Regions from separate parts of the Homo sapiens genome. Here region 1 is linked to region 2. The links are chromatin contacts, found by Hi-C or POLR2A ChIA-PET in ENCODE. All regions are on one chromosome and are shown on one strand. Each heading gives the region's core, a stretch centred on a gene start or an enhancer-like site at or near the end of the contact. The rest is flanking DNA. Distances are from core to core; before and after follow the strand shown.

Region 1 (2,700 bases), core at 168-2,667, 280 kb after region 2:
CACAGCAACTTGAAAATGTTCCCAACTCCCTCGAAACAACATGCTAATTTAATTTCAGCCAGCAAGACCTCTTTCCAAGTTCCCACCCCACCACCCAAAAAATAGGGTAGCAGGGCTGCCCTGAACATTGAAGCCTCTTGGGGAATTCCCTGACATATCCCAAGGAAAAAGGGTATTGATGCCCAGTTTCAACAGACCTTTCTCACATTCCTGATTCAGAAATCTTACCTAATGTGTATTAGGGTTCTACTGAAATCGGTCTCAAACACCTTATCCAGCAACGTTTGAGAAATCTCTGTGCTACTTGTCCTGCCCACCCCAACCTCAAGCCTTGTCTTCCAGAATGGCTCCACAAAGAGGAGAGAACAGAGACGGATCACCACCAGAGCCTGAGAAGAGGGCCTGTGAAAACTGCCCTCCTTCCAATCAAAAAGGATTTTTTTTTCCTGACTGCTATGTGAATAGAACGTTAAAAACTTGAACTTTGAGCTGTGATCCAATACCTGAAATTCCTTTCATTCCACAATTAAAGATAAGGCTTTCAGTGAAAACACAGCAGGAATGAGCATTCCCCAGACTCTTTAATGCCCAGGAAGAGATAAATGACTGACGTGGGCCATTTCTTAGAGATGGCTTTGGAGGAGGAGGAGGGAAAGGAGAGGTCAAGTGTACTAAAGGAAGAGTGAGCACAGGAAAATGAAAGGCTAGAGGCTTTGAAGAGAATCTCTGCCCACTTCACCATCTGCCCTGAACAATGCCAGATCTAATTGCTTCCAGAACTGCTCCTCACTTTAAAAAACAAAAATCTCCTTTGACCACAAAGCCAACTGCTACAGGTTTTTAAGTGGACAAGGATGTCTTTGGGTGGCATCTACCCAGATGAAGATGAATAGGAAATAGATCCTTATCCAGGTATATTAGAAAGCGACTTCAAAACATGTAATAAATTTGTGCTATCAATCATTATATTACCTCATGAGGTAATATATATGAATATAGCCTTTTCAACTGGGGAGTTCAAAGTGAAAAAGGAACCATAGATTTGTAGAAAACAGCAAAATCAGCTTCCCAAGCACTCAGCAGAGTATCATATGTAATAGAAATCACACACACACACAAAAAGATAAAATCGATACACAGGTTAAAGGAATTTCCAGATTGGTATGATTGTTTCCATAAGTGAAAAAGTGGAATTAAGGATGATATTGAGAATGTGGTAGAATGCAGTCCCTTTTTATTTTCTGAGGAGGTGGGGTGGGAAGCCATTGAGAAAGGCAGAGAAAAAGAATGAGGATTGTGCTCCTGTTTACACACAGCCTGGGTTAATGTGTAATTGACAAGATTAATGGCTGCATAATAATTGCCTCTATTGTTTACTGTCTGGATGGTGGCCAGCCACCTTCCCGCTCTGCCCACCAATGGGTTTGGGTTTGTAAGGAATGCAGTCAGTGGCTGATAGGGTCTGTGTGCCAGGTGTAACCTTGCTAAAGAAGACATTCAAGAATCATACAGGGAGACCTGGTGAGGTTTTGCCATGGCAGGGCATGCCTTCTTCTTGTTGTAAATAGTCTAACTTCAAATCTGCTAGGTGAGCTGTATCAGAACAGGGCCAGGCTTGGCCTGACCTAACTGCTCCACCTGAGAAAGACAAAGAAAATAAAACCTCAGGATGTAGAGAAAGGTCTCATTTCTGTCCTGGCCATACTGTGAACCAAAAAGCAGAGTGTTCCTCTGTGCCATTCCTCGCACTGTCCCGGGCTGTGCTGGGAAGTGCCCACCTTTCCCCCACAGGGATGCACAAATACCTTCCTCCCCACTCTTCCCTGATCTGCTTTCTAAGCTCTTGCCTCTTGTGCACTGTGAGACAAGCAAACAGACCAAGACTCTGGGTCATGAACCCCAGACAGGATTTCCATGGAAAGGTACCATGCGTCCAACCCTTCTCCTGCTGATCTTGTCTTGTCTTGCCTCTCACAGGGACCAGCATGGTTTTATGTACAAAAACAAGAGCTACGTAATTCTCACGTGGCCTTGTTCTCAACTGGGTCACAAGTGTTCTTCTTGATTACCTCAACCTTTGTGGTTTTCCATTCCCTAACAAATCAATTTTAGAGTCTTGACGTCTGAAGAGGCCCTCCTAGGGCTGGTACTAGTCTACCTTTCCTGTCTTCCCTTCCAGCCCAGCTTAGACTGCTTTACTGTGCAGCTCTATTCCTCCTTCCTTCCACCTAGAAGGTCTCCCTGCTACCCACTCTCTCTCAGTATATTCAAATCTAATCCCTCTGGTGCAGACTCCATAGTGTCTCCCTATTATACACTCTCACATCCTTTGTGCTTTTCCTTCATAACACTTACCCCTCCTGTCATTAAGTAATGATTTGTGCAGTCATCAGTGGGGTGGCTCTCTCCCTTGCTAGACAGTAAGTTCCTAAAGACAAAAACTGCACATGCTGTGTTCTGTGATACCTCTCTAAAAGAGGGTCTTTAGTATGTGCTTAAATCAGTTGTCAAGTTAATAACTATATGAATACATGCAAAGACAAGTTCAAAATTTTCACTTCCTTGGTGAGCTCAACCTTCAGCCTCTCCAGCTGGGTATATTCTTGTTAGTCCATCTGAAGTAACAGGGGAACTTTGTGCTTCCCTGGCACTATCATTTCCCTGTTTTATTATCAGTATCTGGGCTTAGTCTTATCTCTC
Region 2 (2,700 bases), core at 141-2,640:
GAATCTTGCAAATGTATACAGAGAAAATTATGATAATGCAAATAAAGCCCTTTAATTTATGTTGCATGAAAGAAGTTTAAAGTAGGAGTAAGTAAGCATGAGTCTATGTTAATAGAATAGCCACCATAAATAGGAATATTTATCCATTGTTTACAAATCCATAGAATTATTAGATGAAAACTATACCATTCTAAATATGTAGGACTCTTTATCATCCACTTACAAAAGTAATGGCTTTAGTATCTATTGTTTACTTATGTCTCTACCATTCCAGAAATTGAGTAGAGCAGGTAGCGCAGAGGGAGGGAGAAGCAGCTTCAGAGGTCAAGTCTTAATAGACAGGCCCTGGACCTTGACCTTTGGACACCCTAACTGGGCCTCTTCTACCAAACCAGACCATGAGTTGCCCCCAAACCAATTCTTCTGAAGTAACCAAATGTATCAATGAATGAATATTAAAATGAAACTTGAACAAGCCTCAAGTGCAAAGGGGACTAAGAATGGAGTCTGGTAGGGAGAGGCACCCCAAAATGAGAGTGGTGCAGAAAGAAAATTAAAACAATTCTGAAAATGGGTTTCTTTCATTTCCGAGTTTTGCTTCTGTCAATCCTTGGGGACCAGGAGAATATGGCAGCACAGGTGCTTGAGAACAGGTTGTGCTGCGATTTAGAAAACCTATTGACTTTAGAGAAGTTACATAGCCTCCCTGGGCTTCTGGAACCTCATCTGTAAAAGGAAGAGGTTGGATTCAAAGATGTCTTTTCTGCTCTAATATGTTCTGGTTTCACCAAGCAAGTCTTTGCCTGGCATCTAGAAAAGATCCTCAGCCCAAACAAAGCAACATCATCCAGAAGGAAAATGCCCTTCAGGTCTGTTTCAGGACTTCAGTGTTCACCACGATGGTGAGTGACAGCCTTTCTTGGCCACCAGCTGTCTGGAGCGACCCAGAGGAGTGGCAGGCATTGCCCTCAGCGGGGCAAGTGAGGAGGAGCTGCAGAGGCAGAGGAGAGACAGCAGGGTGGAAAGTGACTCAGGAATGAGACTGCTCTCCCCATTCGACTCTCAGTCCAAAAAACCACACTCCTATTGTGAAAATTAGACCTTTGAGCAGCGTTCCATGTGTTTATTCTACTTGTATCAAAGAGGCTTTCATCTCCCTAGAGCAAATTATTAACACATTCCACCAAAGTTGTGAGGGTGGAGGCCTGGCCTTGGAGAAAAAATAATCACCATCATAATAAAGAGTTGCCCGAAACGTGAACTTAAGAAAAACTAACATAAAAGCCCCCACTTTTAATGATAGTGGTTGGAAAGGCGCCAAGGTCCTTGTGCCCAGGGGAGCATGGTTGGCTGACTCCTTGTCCGTGGGCTGACCCTTCTGTGTCCAGGAATTTTCCATGAGCAGGCCGTAGTGTGGGAGGTGGGGACTTTTGCAGGTTCAGCAGGTTGAGGCACTCACAGCCAGTTGCCCTTAGCCTTAACTGGAGACCAGATTTTGTTGGCTGAGTGAGCAGTGGCTCTCGATTCCAGGCAATAAATCTTTGCTTCTCAAGATCATTTGGTTGGGAAGAGGAGGGAGAAAAATAGAGAGGAGAGAAAGAGGGAGAGAGAGGAGAGAGAGCGAGAGAGAGAGAGAGAAAGAGAGAGCAAGAACAAGAGCCAACTCTCAGATACAGCCAAGAGGAGCAACAGATATAAAGTAAGCCCAACAATATTTCAGTTTCATGAATGGATTATTCCCTAAAGGGCTGTGAGGAATAGTTTCTAGATAGAGATTATGCCATTTTCTAAAGCAAGTTCACTTGATTTACAGGAATCCTTCGATGCTTAGGCACCTCCTTTGAGATACAGTTAGACTATATGAGTAAAGGGCCCAGTCCAAAAGAGATAATAGAGAATACAGGGAATTATTTACTGCTGCTGAAAACAGGACCCCGGGTTCAGACTTTGCTTTTGTTTGCTTTTTAAAAAATGTTTCCAAGTAACTCCAAAATACATGATACCTCAAGTCTCACGTGATTGTAACAACCAAGATTCATGAATAGCCATGAATGTGTTGTTTGTCATTAACATCAGTTTTCTCCCTTTGGGGCTAAAGAAGGAGCAGAAAGAACAGAGAAATCAGAATGCGAGTGGGACTTGTACTTCATAAAACAGCCAGAGGATCCTCCTATAAAACTGCATGGGATTTTTGGCTTTGTCATCTGGGAAATTGAGAATTTGCCTGTGATGTGAGGAGTGACTGCTGACATCAGTGGAGATGGATGAATACGTTTTGTATTACACCAATAATTAGAAGGGATCTCAAAAATCCCACCATTTCACCAGTTTCATACATAAATTTTTAAACTTTGGCTAGCAGTGATGAGTACCATTTGCTTAGCACTTGACTGCTTCAGAATGCCTTTCACAACGATATCTGTGCTATTTCTTTTATATTTTCAACTTTTAAAAACATTTTAATTGAGATATAATTCACATACCATAAAAGTCACCAATTTAAAGTGTACAGTTCCATGGTTTTTAGTATATTTGTGGTGTAACCACAACTACAATCTAATTCCAGAACATTTACATCACCCCCAAAAGAAAAGCCCTTTCCATTAACAGTCATTCCCGATGCCTGTCCAACCCTCAGCCCTTTCTAGGCAACCGCTAATCTACTTTCTGTTTCTATATATTTGCCTATTGTGGACTTTT

Evidence for each region. A loop is a pair of places that touch in the nucleus more often than their neighbours do. ChIA-PET counts read pairs that join two places held with the same protein, here RNA polymerase II (POLR2A). Pooled maps may share reads with other maps.
Region 1: a map of PC-9 shows a loop between it and region 2 (2.5-fold over the local background). The contact joins two enhancer-like sites. A Hi-C loop is called at or near these places in 4 of 168 maps with a recorded cell type or tissue (Caco-2, Calu3, HepG2 and 1 more) and 2 of 50 pooled maps. POLR2A ChIA-PET finds 5 or more read pairs at or near these places in 3 of 52 experiments (B cell, Caco-2 and Panc1).

The regions. Positions count from the first base shown.
Region 1 is chr5:56,637,019-56,639,718 of GRCh38, forward strand. No RefSeq gene overlaps it. Among named protein-coding and RNA genes, the nearest start is that of C5orf67, 32 kb to the left of the region's middle. RefSeq lists enhancers at 267-836, 444-738. Within about 2 kb of position 1,418, at least 7 of the 41 ENCODE cell types and tissues checked have a DNase peak (open chromatin) inside an H3K27ac peak, as active enhancers do; they include PC-9, where a contact is called at or near this core.
Region 2 is chr5:56,357,906-56,360,605 of GRCh38, forward strand. No RefSeq gene overlaps it. Among named protein-coding and RNA genes, the nearest start is that of LINC01948, 120 kb to the right of the region's middle. RefSeq lists an enhancer at 1,097-1,241 and a cis regulatory region at 1,163-1,176. Within about 2 kb of position 1,391, at least 14 of the 41 ENCODE cell types and tissues checked have a DNase peak (open chromatin) inside an H3K27ac peak, as active enhancers do; they include PC-9, where a contact is called at or near this core.